Regions from separate parts of the Homo sapiens genome. Here all the other regions are linked to region 1. Evidence: read pairs that join two places in POLR2A ChIA-PET (ENCODE). Cell type or tissue: HepG2. All regions are shown on one strand. Links, peaks and the distances in the headings refer to the core of each region. The heading gives the core; the rest is flanking DNA.

The links. ChIA-PET counts read pairs that join two places held together with the same protein. Peaks named below come from ENCODE experiments on the same cell type or tissue, not always from the same donor. Only the 100,000 strongest peaks of a DNase experiment are listed, where the experiment ranks them.
Region 2: POLR2A ChIA-PET joins it to region 1 with 14 read pairs; 5 of 35 experiments call an interaction of 5 or more read pairs at or near these places.
Region 3: POLR2A ChIA-PET joins it to region 1 with 18 read pairs; 8 of 35 experiments call an interaction of 5 or more read pairs at or near these places.

The regions. Positions count from the first base shown.
Region 1 is chr17:1,647,470-1,653,663 of GRCh38, forward strand. It overlaps RILP (Rab interacting lysosomal protein), which reads right to left and starts at 2,397. Exons shown (of 8, transcript NM_031430.3): 1 at 2,108-2,397; 2 at 1,943-2,036; 3 at 1,731-1,837; 4 at 1,330-1,575; 5 at 881-1,026; 6 at 366-488. The coding sequence starts at 2,335. PRPF8 (pre-mRNA processing factor 8) reads right to left here. Exons shown (of 43, transcript NM_006445.4): 39 at 6,073-6,194; 40 at 4,179-4,319; 41 at 3,945-4,084; 42 at 3,639-3,841; 43 at 3,160-3,487. The coding sequence ends at 3,333. RefSeq lists a silencer at 1,706-2,000 and an enhancer at 3,634-4,144. In HepG2, for the core only: CTCF peaks have their summits at 991, 1,511 (motif pointing right) and 1,955; DNase peaks (open chromatin) are centred at 1,522, 1,972 and 2,622; H3K4me3 peaks cover 2,133 bases.
Region 2 is chr17:1,734,020-1,740,213 of GRCh38, forward strand. It overlaps WDR81 (WD repeat domain 81), which reads left to right. Exons shown (of 10, transcript NM_001163809.2): 7 at 1-197; 8 at 1,553-1,698; 9 at 2,020-2,199; 10 at 3,346-4,566. The coding sequence ends at 3,666. Among named protein-coding and RNA genes, the nearest start is that of SERPINF2, 5.8 kb to the right of the region's middle. RefSeq lists enhancers at 1,342-1,859, 1,860-2,375 and a silencer at 2,616-2,910. In HepG2, for the core only: no CTCF peak of the experiment used is centred there; DNase peaks (open chromatin) are centred at 1,962, 2,582 and 3,042.
Region 3 is chr17:1,807,626-1,813,819 of GRCh38, forward strand. It overlaps SMYD4 (SET and MYND domain containing 4), which reads right to left. Exons shown (of 11, transcript NM_052928.3): 3 at 4,346-4,490. Among named protein-coding and RNA genes, the nearest start is that of SMYD4, 19 kb to the right of the region's middle. In HepG2, for the core only: no CTCF peak of the experiment used is centred there; a DNase peak (open chromatin) is centred at 3,196.

The DNA.
Region 1 (6,194 bases), core at 646-5,645:
AGGCCCTGACACAGCCGCGGCTACAGTTTCACCCCCGTAAGAATAAACAGACCCAGCCAAGACAGGAACTTGAAGAATGAATGTGGAGAGGCAGTGTTGTCAGGCAGAATGGATGGCAGGCAAGGCAAGGGGAGTGGTGAGATCCAGGGAGAAGGGCGCAGGCTGGACAGCGGCCATGGGACACAGCCAGAGCAGGTCAGCAGGCCCTAGAAGCGGCCAGGCTAGGGAGGCTCAAGGGGTGACCGGGTTGGGGTGACAGCCTCAGTCTGAGACAATGGGCTCAGAGGGTGACCAGGCTGGGTCATCAGGCTCAGCAGAATGAGGGAGGGAGGCCTGGCTCCGTGGGAATGCAGGCAGGGACCTACCTGCTCTCTGCTTCCTCTGGTGTCCCTAACATCTTGGCCTTGATCTTCTTCCGCTGCTTCCGGACAGCCACCTTCATGGCCTCGAGCAGAAGGCCGGGGACCCGGTGGTCTGTGAGCAGCTCCCTAAAGAAAAGGGGCAGGGAGGGAGAAAGCCCTGGTGATGCCAGCCATGGGGATGCCAGCAGTGGAGATGCCAGCCGCAGTCCTCACTCCTGGTACCTGTGCACGCAGCTCTTCCCTGAACACGGGAAGCGCTCTGCCTTGCTGACACCCTCAGACCTTAAATTAGGTGGCCCCGTGGCCCCCTCCTAGGAGAGATTCCCTGGCTGCTGCAGCTGCAACCCTTTGTACTGTCCCTCTCCCCTGTCTGGATGACATTGCAGGAGGGCAAGGGCTGTACAATTCATGTCCTCCCAGTTCCCAGCGCAGGCCTGGCACATGTCACTGTGGACATGTCAATGACTGGAGAATGAGGTGGGGTGATCGGAGGCCCCCCGGCTTCCCAGCGTCCTCACCGCTGGAAGTAGGCCAGTTCCTCCTTGAGCAGGAACACTTTGGCTTTGAGTTCATTCCGCTCCTGAAGGATCTGCTCAAACTCCTCCCGACTGAAGCGGCACTGCCCTGCCTCCGAGGGGCGCCCGAGCTGCTGCGCGGCCTCCGCCTTTGGAAGGACAGGCACAGTCAGAGGGTCGCCTCGGCTGGCGTTCCCCCGCCCCAGGGCCATCATGGGAATGCTAGAGGAAGTGACGGGCCGGGAGACTTGGGGGACAAGGGTGCCCTAACAGATAACAGAGCAGTGCTCCAGCTGAGAGCGGGGGCCGAGGCCGGCCGGGGGCGCAGATCTGTCTGCCACCTCCCCGCTTCCTGGCCGACCTGCTGTGCAGCATGCAAACCTTGCTTGAGTGCCCACCGAGGGCTGGACGCTGCGTCCTGGGCTGGGTCCTTGCCCTCATACGGCACTCACCGGGTCCTCAGGGTTCCCTGGGGCGCCTGCGCCGGCGGTCGCCCATTCGGGCTCCTGTCCGTGCTGGTGCCCGGGCCGCCCGGCCTGCCCCCGCGCTCGCTCTTTAGCCTGCGGAGTCGCGGCTTCGCCAGGCTGCTGGCGCTCCCTCTCGCGGTCCTGCGCGGCGCGCAGCTGGGTCTGCATGGCCGCCAGCTTGTGCCGCAGCTCAGCGTTCACCAGCAGGAGGCGCTGCAGCTGCTCCTGCAACTGGGAGCGGAGCAAAGGGTGGGGTGGGCGGGGCACCGAGGGCCCCCCGGAGCCCCGCCCAGCGCCTGCCTCGCTCCGCCCCCGCCCCCGGAGCCCCGCCCAGCGCCTGCCACGCTCCGCCCCCGCCCCGCCCCAGAGCCCCGCCCCGCCCTCACCGCCTCGGTCTCCTGGCCGCGCTGCCGCAGGTCGCGGTTGTGCGCCCGGAGTTCGTCCCGCTGTCGGTCCGTGACCTCCTTGAGCTGCCGCAGCAGCGCGCGCTCCTCTGAGGAAGGGGCGTTCTTAGCGGCGGCGGCGCGCGGCCCGCGGGAGGGAGGGGAGGACCCGAGCAGGTCGTCACCCGCCCTGCCCTGGCCGGGGCTGCGCTTACCCTGTGGCCCCGCGCGCAGCTCCCTGCGGAGGCGCTCGTTCTCCTCCCGCAGCCGCCGCAGCTCCTGCTCCGCCGGCTGCGCCGACACCTGCAGCTGGGGAGACCCGGGTCTCAGGCTTCGGCCCTGCCGGCCCCGTGGGTGGCGAAGGGAGGGCCATGACTCACCGAGTCCGGGGCGGGCCCCACGGCAGCCTGTTCCAAGAGCTCCAGCGCCCGCACCACTAGCGGCACCAGCCCGGCCGCCGCCTCCGGCCCGAAACGGCGCGCCAGATCCTGCAGCTCAGTGCCCAGGGCCCCGGCTAGATGGTACACAAGCTCCGCGGCCGATGCCGACCCCGCGGCCTCCCGAGACCCCCAGCCAGGCACCCCGGGCGCCGCCCTCCTGGGCTCCATGTCTCCCAGAGGCTTAGGGCTGCGACCCCCCCACCCCACCCTCCACTGGGACGGGGAAAAGCGAAACAGTTCCGCCCCAGGAAGCCGTTTAGGGCGGTGTGGGCGGGGTAGAAGCGATAAGGGTAGGGAGGAACGAGGAAGGGAGAAGGCGTGGGGTAGGGAGATAGTGCCCTAGGTCGCCTGGGCTCTGTCCTTTCCACCCCCAAGGTCACAGGAAACAAGACAGCCAACTTCCAGCCAGGCGTCCAAGAGCTGAGGTTCAGGGCTGCAAGTGGTCACTTGAGTGGAGCCCTCCCCACAGGCCCAATCCAGGCTCCGCCCGTTTGGAGTCATGGGGCCAACTTGGCAGTGGCCCGCTCCAGGCGAGAGGTGACAGGTAGGCAGCCGGTCTCTGGCCTCCGCCCGGCTGTACACAAACTGCCTGCCTGTGTGCTTGTTTTCCTGACCAGGACTGACACAGAAAGCTTAAAGGGCTGGGCTGGACACCGCAGCCGCTCAGCACAAGCCACAGAGTTCCTAGACCCGGGAAAGGGCAACTGCTCCCAAAACTGTGGAAAGGAGGCGAGAGCTTCCAAGTAGTTTTGTGGAAAAAGCAGCAAATGTGGTCAAGGCAGCGGAGTGTGAAAGCCCAGCCCTGCCTCAGGTCTCCACTGAGTCCAGGGGCTATCTACCCCAAAGCCCTGAATAGGAAGGGGGCCTCATACTCCCCCCTTCACAGCCGAGCCCAGCATCTTGCTGTGAACCGCTCCAGTCCAGCCTCCTGTTAGACCTAAATCCAGAATTTGAGTTTGGGGGGGAAAAAAAAAACAAACCAGCCCCTGAACTCCTATTTATACAAAATTTATTATTATATTTTATTCAGGATGACAAGCCATCAGGAGGTCAACAACACAAGCACAGACAGAGGGAAAGAGGCCAAACTGCTGAATGTCAGCGGCCTGTCTGGAGGGGCTGAGGCTTCGGCCTCGGGAGGCTGAAGCAGGAGGCAGGGAAACGGTCAGGCATACAGGTCCTCCCGATCCGCAGAGTAAACCTCCCCCTCCTGCAGGAGAGCAAAGTTGAGGAAGTGAGAGGGCCTGTGCACCTCGTGGTAGAACTCTTTGGGGTTCGCCAGCTGTAGCTCATATTTCATGTTGGGGTCATGCCGAACACCTTCGGGGAGAAGGAAACAGCCAATGTTAACAGGGCTCCTGCCTCATGCAGCCTGCGCCACCTCCAAGCCAGCCAGGCCCCAAGTGCAAAGGGCGATGGCCTCACCTTATCCCTACTGCTATCCCCACATCCCCAGGCTCCTCCCACTTACCCATGAAGTTGTAGTTCCACGAGGACTGGGCAGGGACCATGAAGAAGCCAAGGAAACGGTCCGACAGCAGCATCTGCACCCTCTCATAGTGTGAAGGCAGGTAGCCCTTGGGGTTGTTGCCCTTGTCTGTGTTCTGGCGGCCCCATTCGTAGCCACTGGGGGTCAGCTTGTAGGCCGTCAGTGTACAGGAGCCTGGCGTGAAGCTGGGGGAGGAACGAGGACAGAGTAACAGCTCAGGCCACTGTTCTGGGCCCTGGCCTGCAATCCCTGCCCCACCATACTTCCTCCCAAGGAGCCCAGGCCCACCTGCATGTGATGATAATGGTCTTCTCGCCATCCCAAGATGGGTTGTCAGCCATGATCTTGGCATGGGTGGTGACATCCTGGGGTGATAACTGCGGGGACTCATTGGGCTGAGTGTGGATCCAACCTAAGGGTTCCATCTCCTATAGGTAAAGAGGAGTACAGAGCTGAATCCCATCCACAGACAGGAATCGCACCAGCTTTTCCACACTCCCAGGCTCCATCACTCCCCATTACCTTGAGGTACTCATGCTGGGGCAGCTGGCCAGGCAGGTGCACGGTCTGGTGAGTGCCCCACTGCGGCACCATCACAATGCAGCGGATCTCCTTCACCTGGGGGTTATCTGGTGGGCTCACCCCATATAGGTATCCTGCAATCTGGAGACAAAGGGGTCAGGAACCAAAACTCTTCTTAGTACCAGGTCAGAGTTGGAGCTGCCAGCCCTCTGTTTCCTTCCTTCCCCCAAGAACGAGGACAGAGTTTCTTAAAACGTGATCAGAACCCCCTGTATCAGAATCAGCTGGGGTGCTTGTTCAAAATGTTAGACATGGACCTCATCGCGGACTTACCACATCAGAATCTCCTGAGTGGGGTCCAGGAATCTGCACTGCTCACAAGCTCCCCAGCTGATTATTAAGCATAGTATTCACAAGCAAATGAGCACACATGCAGCTCAGTGTATTTTCACAAGCTGAAAACATCTGGAAAACCAGCACTTGGTGCTATTTTAAGTTTTACATTATCACCAAGAAAGAAAGAGGATCTGTTTACTATAAACTCACCCACACAGGATATTAACAATCTTTTCAAATTTGCCAACCTGACAGCCACTAAATAGTGGGTTTGAGATGGAGTCTCACTCTGTCAGCAAGGCTGGAGTGCAGTGGTGTGATCTCAGCTCACTGCGACCTCCGCCTCCTGGGTTCAAGCAATTCTCCTGCCTCAGCTTCCTGAGTAGCTGGGACTACAGGCACATGCCACCATGCCCCGCTAATTTTCATATATTTAAGAGAGACGGGGTTTCGCCACGTTGGCCAAGCTGGTCTTGAACTCCTGACCTCAAGTGATTCACCCACCTTGGCCCAAAATGATGTTTTATAAACTATAATATCCCTGATACACTAGTAAAGTTATGCATCTTTTCTCTTTTTTGAAGCAGGGTATCACTCTGTCACCCAGGCTAGCAGGCAGTGACATGATCTCAGCTCACTACACTCACCACCCTCCAGGATCAGGTGATCCTCCCACCTCAGCCTCCTGAGTAGCTGAGATTACAGGTGTATGCCACCATGCCTGGCTAGTTTTTTTTTTTTTTTTTTGTAGAGACTCCATTTCGTCATGTTGCCCAGGCTGGTCTCGAACTCCTGGGCTCAAAAGATCTGCCCACCTCGGCCTCCCACAGTGCTGGGATTACAGTCATGAGCCACTGTGCCCAGCCTGGAGTGCAGTGGGGTCATCAAAGCTCACTGCTTGCGTTCAAGCAACCTCATCCTCCTGAGTAGCTGGGACTACAGCCACGTTTTTTTTGGTTTTGTTTTTTTAGACGGGGTCTTGCTCTGTTGCCCAGGCTGGAGTGCAGTGATGCAATCTTGGCTCACTGCAAGCTCCACCTCACCTCCCGGGTTCAAGCAATTCTCCTGTCTCAACCTCCCTAGTAGCTGCAACTACGGGCGCATGCCACCATGCCTGGCTAATTTTTTGTATTTTTAGTAGAGACAGGGTTTCACCATATTGGTCAGGCTGGTCTCAAACCCCTGACCTCAGGTGATCCACCCACCTAGGCCTCCCAAAGTGCTGGGATTATAGGCATTAGCCACTGTGCCCAGCCGAGTGTTGGGATTACAGGCATGAGCCAGCACGCACACCTGGTCAGGAATTTGTTTCTGACCATATCTGTTCTCTTCCAAATACTATCAGGCCAATACTACAATTACTACCTTCTCTCAGCTGCCACAGCTTTTGCTATCTCATGGGGCCAAAACCCACCTCGTTGTTTTGGCTATCCTTGTATAATTACTCATCCATGAATCTTGAAACCAGCATCTCAAGTTCCAGACAATCTCAGGTCTGAGTTTTAGGCACAAAATGAGTTGGGCACACACTGTGGCCTAGCTGAGTCCACTTACTCACTTGGGCCCGAAGGTCAGATATGCAGATGAACTTCTTAAGCACATTCTTGGGAAGGATGTAGGTGTAGCCAGTCTCCTTGATGTCGTCAGATGAAACATAGATGTGATTGGTCCTTAGGTGCA
Region 2 (6,194 bases), core at 660-5,659, 87 kb after region 1:
CTTCTTCCTGAGCGGCAGCAAGGATCGTACCGTGCGCCTCTGGCCGCTGTACAACTACGGCGACGGGACCAGCGAGACGGCCCCACGCCTCGTCTACACCCAGCACCGCAAGAGCGTCTTCTTCGTGGGCCAGCTTGAGGCCCCGCAGCACGTGGTGAGCTGTGACGGGGCTGTGCACGTCTGGGACCCCTTCACAGGTGAGCGGGCCCAGGTGAGGCCTGTTCTCTTCCTGCTCCTGCGCCCCACCAGGCCTCCAGGAAGGGGGCCCGAGGGTGGGGCTGTAATGCTGCGGAGTTTGGGGAGACCCAGCGAGGCCGCCTAGGAGAACAGTTAGGGCTTCGAATCTGTTAGACTTGAGTCTGAATTGGCTCCACCGGCTTACTTGCTGAGTGACCTTGAGCAAGTTCCTGCTGCTGGAAGCGTCTCCTTTCCCATCTATAAACTGAGAATCAGAAAAACTGGCGTAGAAGATAACACACAGCCGGGCGCAGTGGCTCACGCCTGTAATCCCAGCACTTTGGGAGGCTGAGGCGGGTGGATCACGAGGTCAGGAGATCGAGATCATCCTGGCTAACATGGTGAAACCCCGTCTCTACTAAAAATACAAAAATTAGCCGGGCGTGGTGGCGGGTGCCTGTACTCCCAACTACACAGGAGGCTGAGGCAGGAGAATCTCTCAAACTCAGGTGGCAGAGGTTGCCGTGAGCCGAGATCGCACCACTGCACTCCAGCCCGGGCAACAGAGCGAGACTCTGTCTCAAAAAAAAAAAAAAGAAGAAGATAACACATGTAGGGTTTTGGCTTCATGTGTAGCAGATATTTGGTCAATGGTTGCTTATTTTTTGGCGTCACCATAGGGAGAAATATGGTTAAAAGGGGGAAAGGGATGGTGTCGGGGAAGACAGAGGGAGGTGGCATTGGGTCAGCAGCACTGTGCAGAGAGAGGAGGTTGCTTTGGGGATGGGAGCCTGGCCGGGCCATGGAAGCAGGAAGGTGGGAGAGTCAAGAAACATCTTTAGGCCGATGCAGTGGCTCACGCCTGTAATCTCAGCACTCTGGGAGGCCAGGAGTTGGAGACCAGACTGGCTGACATGGTGAAACCCCATCTCTACTAAGAATACAAAAAAAGGCCGGACGCGGTGGCTCACGCCTGTAATCCCAGCACTTTGGGAGGCCAAAGTGGGTGGATCATGAGGTCAGGAGATCGAGACCATCCAGGCTAACATGGTAAAACCCCGTCTCTACCAAAAATACAAAAAATTAGCCAGGCGTGGTGGCGGACGCCTGTAGTCCCAGCTATTCGGGAGGCTGAGGCAAGAGAATTGCTTGAACCTGGGAGGTGGAGGTTGCAGTGAGCCGAGATTGCACCACTGCACTCCAGCCTGGGCGACAAAGCGAGACTCCATCTCAAAAAAAGAGAAACATCTTTAGCATTTTCTAAGGATCCCTGGGGGACGGGAGGCAGGTGTGCGGTGAGTTGGGGGATTAGAAGCTCCCAGGGCTCTTCCGTCAGCTGCTGGGACCCCAGATCCACTGTGACTTTCCTTCCCAGGGAAGACCCTTCGCACAGTGGAGCCGCTGGACAGCCGGGTGCCCCTGACTGCGGTGGCTGTCATGCCCGCCCCCCACACCAGCATCACCATGGCCAGCTCTGACTCTACCCTGCGCTTTGTGGACTGCAGGAAGCCTGGTCTGCAGGTCAGGGGGGTCCAGTTCCCTGAGCACTCGCCTGGTTCTCTGGGGACCTGGCAAGGAGGAGAGACTCCCCAAAAACAGAAAGCCAGGATGTTGTTCTGGGGCCCTAGTTAGTTTCTCTTTGGTGCTAGATCACCCACAGCCACACATCCTGCGGGGCAGGACTCTGGCCTGTGATGGGGGTGGGGTTCTGGGCTTTTCATGCCCCCTGATGAGGGTCAGAGGCTCAGGCCTTCCTGCTGTGTGGGCTTGGGTGGTGGGCAGGGCCTTGGGGAGTGTGAGATGGGAAGGTGGTGCCTCAGCTCAGCCGCCCTCTCCCTGCAGCACGAGTTCCGACTGGGCGGTGGGCTGAACCCTGGGCTTGTCCGTGCCCTGGCCATCAGCCCCAGTGGCCGTAGTGTCGTGGCCGGCTTCTCCTCAGGCTTCATGGTGCTCCTGGACACCCGCACAGGCCTGGTTCTGCGAGGCTGGCCAGCCCACGAGGGGGACATTCTGCAGATCAAGGTGACGGGCCGGGTCTCCCTCCCCTTGCTGCCCAACCCCCGCCCCTGTCCAGCCATCACCCCTGCTTAGGGTCTGCCTGCCCGGGTTCAGGCTCGAACTGGTCTGTCTTATATACCTGGTCCAGGACTAACTGGGCAGGGAGGGTAGCCCTCTCGGTCCACCTTGGGAGCCAGTTGCACTGCAGGGGTCTCAGCAGGAGGCAGGCCATGGGGGCGGGAGCCACGGGGCAGTGGGGCGGGAGCTATGGGGCAGGGCTGACCCTGTTGCTCATGGCGATGTTCTAATGAGTAACCCTTGTCCATATTTGTCTTGCTTGGAGGATCAGGGGTCAGGCCCTGTCCGTGACCTAGTTCAGGTTAAATAAAGCTGAGCTGGGAGGCTGTTTACTGCCTGTAGACCGCTGAGCAGAGTCCATGGCCCTGCCGGGCTGCCCTGGCTGGGGGCAGGAGCACGCCTGGGCATGGGGATCCTGTCCCCGTCTCCTTCCCCTCCCCCTCCCTCCATTCTCAGTCACAGGCCTCGGGGAGCTGCTCAGGGAGGCCCAGGAGGGGAGGAACAGGGCTTCGTGTGGGAGGATTTCTGCAGGCAGCTGGGACTTTCCTCCCCAGCTTGGCTGGAGGCCAGGAGTCTTGCATTGCCCTGCTGACAGCAGGCTGTCGCTGGCTCCCTCCAGAGCCCCAGGGAACCCTCAGCTCAAGGTGCCCCCAAATTCTAACTTTCCAAGAAAGTGTCAGGAGGGCTCTGGGGTCAGCCTGGGTGTTAATCCCAGCTCTGCTGCTTGCTGGCCCCATGACCTTGGTATGGTTACTTCACTTCTCTGAGCCTCACTTTTCCTGTTTGTGAAATGGGGACAATGGCAGCATCCACCGCATAGGGTTGTTACGAAGGTCAAGGTCGTCACGTGCACGCCTGGCACCATGCCTGTGCGTAGTTCTCAAGTTAGAGTGACGACTGGGTTACGGATGCTGAGCGTATTAAAATGAACCAACGTGAATATGGTGTGTGTGGGAGGGTGGCGGCTTGTCACCCACCCAGGACGGCCTGTCTCCCTGGAGAGAAACTGCGGAGGGAACTGGGAAGGCCTTGGGGCCCAAGGGTATGCAGAAGGACCCAGGCTCCTGCTGAGGCTCTCCTCTCCCGGGACAGGCGGTGGAGGGCAGCGTCCTGGTCAGCTCCTCCTCTGACCATTCCTTGACCGTCTGGAAGGAGCTGGAGCAGAAGCCCACCCATCACTACAAGTCAGCATCCGACCCCATCCACACCTTTGACCTGTACGGCAGCGAGGTGGTCACTGGCACCGTGTCCAACAAGATTGGCGTCTGCTCCCTGCTTGAGCCACCCTCGCAGGCCACCACGAAGCTCAGCTCTGAGAACTTCCGCGGCACGCTCACCAGCCTGGCCTTGCTGCCCACTAAACGCCACCTCCTGCTGGGCTCAGACAACGGGGTTATCCGCCTCCTGGCATAGACTGAGGCAGGAGCTGGCCGGGCAAGGGTGGGAAGACATCTGCGGGCGCGTGTCCACTCACCCTGTTCCCTGAGCAGCAGCTCCCTCCAGGGAGGCCCTGGGTCCCACGCCCTGGGTGCCCACATGGCCTGCCAACTAGGGCCTGCAAATGGAGTGGGGGAGTCCTGGCCCCTGAATCACCAGAGCCACCAAGCCTGCCAGAGGGGTCTCATTCATGGCTTGGGGACACAGGGCTCCTAGCAAGCAGGAAGTTAAGAGCAGGAGGAAGCGTTGCTACCTTCACTTCTCCCCAGCTCTGCCCTCTGGGTCCACATGAGGACAGGGAAGCTCGGGAAGGGGAAGGGAGACTGGCCCTGCCCAGCCGGTCTCTAGCCCCTCAGCCCCCGCTGGGCACTCTCTGTCCCATCCCTCTAGGACAGGGAAGCTGGCCTGGTCCAGGGCACTGATGGTGCTTGGATTCCAGCCTAAGGAAGGCTGGCCGTGGTCCAGGAGTTAAGGGCTTGGGTCTGGGGTTTAAGTGGCCACCCATCCAGGCCCTGGCCAGTGTGGGACCGGGACGGGAAGGAAGAAGGAGGCTAGGAGCAGGGGGAAAAGGTGCACTTGGCCAGTGGCGCCTGCCAGGAGTGAGTCCATGCGTTGTCTGCCCACCCCTACCACAGTGTTTGTGCCTTCAGCTGAGGGGGCAGCCTCTGGGCCCTGAACCCCTGCTGGGGCTCCACGACCCTGAGAGAAGGGGTGAGAAGAATCATCTCTGCACCTCGGGTCTCTGCCAGAGGAAGACTTAAGCATCCCTGCGACCTCACATTCTAGACAGAGATGAGGTCCAGGGGTTGGCCCCTGCTGCCTTCTCACAATTTGCAATAGATGTAAATAGGACCAATAAATCCTTTGGAAGAGCCATGGGGTGAACTGAGGCTTGTCTTTTTTTTTTTTTTCAATAGAGATGGAGTCTGACTATGTTGCCCAAGCTGGTCTCCAACTCCTGGGCTCAAGCGATCCTCCTGCCTCGGCCTCCCAAAGTGTTGGGATTACAGGCATGAGCCACCACGCCCAGCCTGAGGCTTATCTTGCTGGTGGTGTCAGGGTGGGGAAAGTCGAGACCCAGCAGTTTCCAGGACAGTGAGGGTGGGAAGGGGCCTGATGGAGGGAGTGAGGAGCAGGACAGTGAGGGTAGGAGGCGGCCTGATGCAGGGAGTGAGGCGCAGGACAGTGAGGGTGGGAAGGAGCCTGATGCAGGGAGTGAGGCGCAGGACAGTGAGGGTGGGAAGGAGCCTGATGCAGGGAGTGAGGCGCAGGACAGTGAGGGTGGGAAGGAGCCTGATGCAGGGAGTGAGGCGCAGGACAGTGAGGGTGGGAAGGAGCCTGATGCAGGGAGTGAGGCGCAGGACAGTGAGGGTGGGAAGGAGCCTGATGCAGGGAGTGAGGCGCAGGACAGTGAGGGTGGGAAGGAGCCTGATGCAGGGAGTGAGGCGCAGGACAGTGAGGGTGGGAAGGAGCCTGATGCAGGGAGTGAGGAGCCGGACAGTGAGGGTGGGAGGCGGCCTGATGCAGGGAGTGAGGCGCAGGACAGTGAGGGTGGGAAGGAGCCTGATGCAGGGAGTGAGGCGCAGGACAGTGAGGGTGGGAAGGAGCCTGATGCAGGGAGTGAGGAGCAGGACAGTGAGGGTGGGAAGGAGCCTGATGCAGGGAGTGAGGAGCCGGACAGTGAGGGTGGGAAGGAGCCTGATGCAGGGAGTGAGGAGCAGGACAGTGAGGGTGGGAAGTGGCCTGATGCAGGGAGTGAGGAGCAGGTGTGAGGGCGGGAAGCGGCCTGATGCAGGGAGTGAGGCGCAGGACAGTGAGGGTGGGAAGGAGCCTGATGCAGGGAGTGAGGCGCAGGACAGTGAGGGTGGGAAGGAGCCTGATGCAGGGAGTGAGGCGCAGGACAGTGAGGGTGGGAAGGAGCCTGATGCAGGGAGTGAGGAGCAGGACAGTGAGGGTGGGAAGTGGCCTGATGCAGGGAGTGAGGCGCAGGACAGTGAGGGTGGGAGGCGGCCTGATGCAGGGAGTGAGGCGCAGGACAGTGAGGGTGGGAAGGAGCCTGATGCAGGGAGTGAGGCGCAGGACAGTGAGGGTGGGAAGGGGCCTGATGCAGGGAGTGAGGCGCAGGACAGTGAGGGTGGGAAGGAGCCTGATGCAGGGAGTGAGGAGCCGGACAGTGAGGGTGGGAAGGAGCCTGATGCAGGGAGTGAGGAGCAGGACAGTGAGGGTGGGAGGTGGCCTGATGCAGGGAGTGAGGAGCCGGACAGTGAGGGTGGGAAGGAGCCTGATGCAGGGAGTGAGGCGCAGGACAGTGAGGGTGGGAGGCGGCCTGATGCAGGGAGTGAGGCGCAGGACAGTGAGGGTGGGAAGGAGCCTGATGCAGGGAGTGAGGAGCAGGACAGTGAGGGTGGGAGGCGGCCTGATGCAGGGAGTGAGGCGCAGGACAGTGAGGGTGGGAAGGAGCCTGATGCAGGGAGTGAGGCGCAGGACAGTGAGGGTGGGAAGGA
Region 3 (6,194 bases), core at 489-5,488, 160 kb after region 1:
GTGCTAGGATTACAGGTGCGAGCCACCGCGCCCGGCCTGAGGACGCTCTTTATGTACTGAAATGGAATGACCTTTAAATTATTACTGTTAAGTGGAAAAGGCATGGTGCTGAACAATATGCGCAGAATGTTACTGATGTAAAAACACGGTGTGTGTGCAGGAGTGGAAGGCTGTATTTACACACGCCTGGAGTATGCTCTGGAAATATACTCAACAGTGCTAGTTTATGGGAACAGAAAATCATGTGGTCAGGGGACAGGAGAGGCAGATGACGCTGGACACTCTTGCACTTTTAAAATCTACATGAACAGATTCCCTCCTCACAAATAAATCGATATAATAATAAAACCGTAATCATCACAACCAGTACTGCTTGGGATATGGAGAAATTAATATCCCCATAGTCTGCCAGAGGGGATGTTAACTAGTTCTTTCCTGGAGAACAATTCAGCATCAAATACCAAAGACCTTAAAAAATACATTCCTTCTGCCCCAGCAATTACCCTTCTAGGAATTTATCCTAAGCAAGCAATCAGATATATACACATATTTACATAGAAAGATGCTCATTGCAGTATTATGATCCCGAACAATTTGCCAACATTAGGAGATGTGAAATCAAGTACGGTTTTTTCTCTGTCATGGAACACTAAGCCAGCCGTAAAGAACCATGTTCCAGTGGAAAATTTAATAACATGAGAAAATGGGCACAATCAATTGTCGAAGGAAAAAAGCAGGTCACAAAAGAGAAAGTGCAGCATTATCCCAATTTTGTAAAAGAAAAACGTATTTTCGGAGGAAAAAGTCTGGCTGGATGGACGTAAGCAAAAATGTTAACAGTGCCTATCACTGGTTATGAGGTTTTTTTTTACTCTTTATGCTCCTCTGTACTTTCCGAAGTAAACATATATTACTTTTACAATCAGACAAAAACAACAAATATTTTTAAAAAGAAAGAAAATAGCAGCTTTCTAGAAAATTGCAGAGTACCATAATCACCAACATACTGGCTTCATGAAATAGGAAGGCTCATCTCCCTCCACATTCAGAGCAAACCTTAATTTTTTCTCTGGCTTCAGTTTTTATTTTCCCTGTTTTCCTTGAAGAACTTCCCATGTGATCACATTTATGATGCACATACATAAAGTTGAAGAGATTAGCTCTGAAAAAAGAACTATTAAGCCATTTATCACTGGATCATTACACCTAATGGACTTTAATCCCTCAGCAACCACTAAAGCTTACATTATTTAGCTAAATACTTTATTACAACACTACAAAGCAGGGATTTTATCAGCTGTAGAAGCTGCTGTTGTAGGTGTGATCGTTTTTGGAAAATTAATCCCAAACTTCAAGCACGTTCAAGCATAAACCTGTTAAAGATTCAGAGTAGGATGTACACCCTTCAAATGAAAAACAAATTTTGTTTTTAACAGAGACAGGGCCTCGCTGTGTTGCCTAGGCCTGTCTTGAACTCCTGGGCTCAGGCAATCCTCCCGCCTCGGTCTCCCAAAGTGTTGGAATTACACGAGTGAGCCACTGTGCCCAGCCTACCCTTCAAATTTAAACTTATTCTTTTAATATCCAAGGTCACAGAACTGGTGCAAGAGATTGTCATACTCCTGCTTTAAGCCCATATAAGTATCTTAAAAGCTACGGAAGGAAGTTGCTCAGGGGATCTTGTTCCAGTTCTTACTATGAAAGCAGGACAATAAGAGTCATTTATACATTATTATTATTGTTATTATTATTATTATTTTTTTTTTTGAGACAGAGTCTTGCTCTGTCGCCCAGGCTGGAGTGCAGTGGTGCGATCTCGGCTCACTGCAACCTCTGCCTCCCGGGTTCAAGCAATTCTCCTGCCTCAGCCTCCTGAGTAGCTGAGATTACAGGCGCCCGCCACCACGCCCAGCTAATTTTTTTGTATTTTTAGTAGAGACGGGGTTTCACCATGTTGGTCAGGCTGGTCTCAAACCCCTGACCTTGTGATCCACCCGCCTCGGCCTCCCAAAGTGCTGGGATTATAGGCGTGAGCCACCGCGCCCGGCCTATTATTATTGTTTTGAGACAGTCTCGCTCTGTCGCCCAGGCTGGAGTGCAGTGGCGCGATCTCGGCTCACTGCAAGCTCCGCCTCCCGGGTTCACGCCATTCTCCTGCCTCAGCCTCCTGAGTAGGTGGGACTACAGGCGCCCGCCACCGTGCCCGGCTAATTTTTTGTATTTTTAGTAGAGATGGGGTTTCACCATGTTAGCCAGGACGGTCTCAATCTCCTGATCCACCCACCTCGGCCTCCCAAAATGCTGGGATTACAGGTGTGAGCCACTGTGTCCGGCCCATTTATACGTTATTTTACAGATGGGGTCTTGCTATGTTGCCCAGGCTGGTCTTGAACTCCTGGGCTTAAACAATCCTCCTGCCTCAGCCTCCCAAAGGGCTGGGATTACAAGTGTGAGCCACTGTGCCCAGCCAAGAATAATAGATTACTAATTCTATCAAGCTAACAGTCTCATCAGACATTCAGACAAAAATGGCATGTAGTTCAACAAGGGCTGACAGACATGGGCAAGGCAGGCGAGGGGCCCATAAGCTTACTGCTACAGGGTATCGGAAGGAATATGGAAATAGAAGTTTCTTGAAGAAATTCAGAACACATAAATTACTTTTTTTTTTTTGAGTCAGGGTCTCACTCTGTCACCCAGGGTAGTGCAGAGACCAGCCTGGCCAACATGGCGAAAACCCATCTCTACTAAAAATACAAAAATTAGCTGGGCGTGGTGCCGCATACCTGTAATCCCAGCTACTCAGGAGACTAAGGTGGGAGGATCGCTTGAACCCGGGAGGCAAATGTTGCAGTGATCACAGCTCACTGAAGCCTGGAACTCCCGGGCTCAGTGACCCTCCTGCCTCAGCCTCCTGACTGGCTGGGACTGATATGGGAGGGGGGCAGGGAACTGCTGTGTAGAGAAAGGCGGGTCCCTGGGTAGGGCTTCACCCTTGGGCCTGTGTCCACTGACCCAGGTGAGGACAAGCACTCCCGCCTTCGCGCCCAAATGTTGCATTTTCCAAGACCACCCTGGTTTGCCACGCCCCCCAGCCTGGGCCTATAAAAACCCAAGACCCTAGCAGGCAGACACATAAGCAGCTGGATGTTGTCAGGAGTATGCCGGCGGAAGAGCAGCCGACAGGCATCGGCATGCCATCGACCAGTGCAGAAGGACACGGACTTTGGCCAGAGCAGCTGGTAAAGAGGTGGGCCTCTGAGTGGCCTGACTCCAGGGGAAAACCATCTCCCTTCTGGCTCCCAACCTGCTGAGAGCTACTTCTACTCAATAAAACCTTGCACTCATTCTTAAAGCCCACGTGTGATCCGATTCTTCCAGCACACCAAGGCAAGAACCCGGGATACAGGAAGCCCTCTGTCCTTGCGACAAGGTGGAGAGTTTAACTGAGCTGGTTAACACAAGCCGCGTATAGACAGCAAACTAAAAGAGCACCCTGTAACACACGCCCACTGGGGCTTCAACTGTAAACATTCATCCCTAGACACTGCCCTGGGGTCGGAGCCCCGCAGCCTGCCCATCTATATGCTCCCCTAGAGGTTTGAGTAGCAGGGCACGGAGGAAGCGAGCCACACCTCCATCGCACGCCCTGCGAGGGGAACAAGGGAACTTTTTCCGTTTCAGGACCACAGATGCATGCCACCACTAGTCAGGCTAATTTAAAAAAAATTTGTGTGTGTGGAGAAGGGGTCTCCCTATATTGTCCAGGCTGGTCTTGAACCCCTGGCCTCAAGTGATCCTCCCGACTCAGCCTCCCAAAGGGCTGGGATTACGGGTGTGAACCACTGTGCTGGGCCTAAAAACTACCTTTTGTTTCAGACTATAACCACAGCAGAATTCCGCCAGGTTTCTTTTTCAAATCCATTCAATAAATTATAGACAAAGATAACACTGGCTATACAATTTAGCAATATGGGTCCATCTCCTGAAGAAACACGCATTGTTACATTGCTGGGCTGGGCAGGGCATGGTGGCTCATGCCTGTAATCCCAGCACTTTGGGAGGCTGAGGCGGGCGCAACACCTGAGGTCAGTAGTTTGAGACCAGCCTGGCCAACATGGCGAAAACCCATCTCTACTAAAAATACAAAAATTAGCTGGGCGTGGTGCCACATGCCTGTAATCCCAGCTACTCAGGAGACTAAGGTGGGAGGATCGCTTGAACCCAGGAGGCGAATGTTGCAGTGAGCTGAGATTATACCACTGTACTCCAGCCTGGGTAACACAGCAAGATTCTGTCTCAGAGAAAAATAAATAATAAATTGCTTGAGCTGGGAGTGTTTTACCTTAGAGTACAGCACTGCAGCTCCTGTGTAATCTTTCTCCTGAAATTTTTTGTTTCCTTCTTCTCTGTAGAAAAGAGGAGCGTCCGAGTCCTTTCCCACCAAGTAACCTTTAGAAAGTCTTTTTAGAAACAGCTCATCCTCAGGTCTGCATGAAGAAAGGAGGAAACAAAGTAAGCAGAAATGTGTTATTTCAAGGAAAGCTCTAAACCATTGCCCTCAAAACAAGAAAGTGGGCCCGCAAAACATTTCACACACATGAGGATATGTACATTGTGCAATGTGATTAGAGGAAAGAAATCTCATAGTCTCAGAGACACAGGGACCAGAATTTTTTGAGACAGGGTCTCACTCTGTCACCCAGGCTGGAGTGCCGTGGTGCCATCTCCACTCACTGCAGCCTTGACTTCCCAGGCTCAGATGATTCTCCCACCTCAGCCTCCTGAGTAGCTGGCACTAATTGGGAGGATGTGTGCCACCAGGCCTGGCTAATGTTTGTACTTTTAGTAGAGGTGGGGTTTTGCCATGTTGCCCAGGCTGGTCTTGAACTCCTGGGCTCAAATGATCAGCAGAATTTCTTTTTTTTTTTTTTTTTTTTTTTGAGATGGAGTCTCACTGTCACCCAGGCTGGAGTGCAGAATCATGATCTCGGCTCGCTGCAACCTCCGCCTCCCTGGTTCAAGTGATTCTCCTGCCTCAGCCTCCTGAATAGGTGGGATTACAGGCGCCCATCACCAGGCCCAGCTAATTTTTGTATTTTTAGTAGAGAAAGCATTTCACCATGTTAGCCAGGCTGGTCTCGAACTCCTGACCTCAAATGGTCCACCTGCCTCACCCTCCCAAAGTGCTGGGAATACAGGCGTGAGCCACCGCACCTGGCCAGAATTTCTATTTAGAGGACTGAAGGCTAATTTTTTATTCTTTATCTCATAATTATTGGCCAACGAACCATCCCTCGGATCATACATCATAAAAGATTTTTTTTTTTTGAGACAGAGTTTCGCTCTGTCACCCAGGCTGGAGTGCAGTGGTGCAATCTCAGCTCACTGCAAACTCTGTCTCCTGGGTTCAAGTGATTCTCCTGCCTCACCCTCCCGAGTAGCGGGGATTACAGGCATGCACCACCACGTTCAGCCAATTTTTGTATTTTCAGTACAGGCAGGGTTTCACCATTTTGGCCAGGTTTGTCTTGAACTCCTGACCTCAAGTGATCCGCCTGCCTGGGCCTCCCAAAGTGTTGGGATTACAGGCATGTGCTACTGGGCCCAGCCAGGATCTTGAGTCTGGAAAATGAGACTAATATATGGTGTCTTTTGAATCAAGGAGTATTCTCCACTTCAACTGCTGAAAATACTTGAGTGGCTGACAGAAGAGAGATAATGAGAATGAATCATAAAGTAAATGTAGTAAAACGTTAACACTTGCGAAATTTGGAAGAATTCACCAATTCTTTGTACTTTTTTTTTTGGAGACAGAGTCTCACTTTGTTGCCCAGGCTGTAGTGCAGCACTGGCACGATCTCGGCTCACTGCAACCTCCGCCTCCTGGGTGCAAGTGATTCTTGTGCCTCAGCCTCAGGAGTAGCTAGGAGTGTGAGCCACCACGCCCAGCTAATTTTTTGTATATTTAGTAGAGATGGGGTCTCATCATGTTGCCGAGGCCGGTCTTGAACTTCTGAGCTCAGGCAATCTGCCCACTTTGGCCTCCCAAAGTGCTAGATCACAGGTGTGAGCCACTGTGCCTGGCCTCTTTATACTATTTTTGCAAGTAAGTCTGAAATTATTTCAAACTAAGAAGTTTAAGAAATAAATATACAAATGCTCTACAAAATTAATAAAGCTGAACTAATACA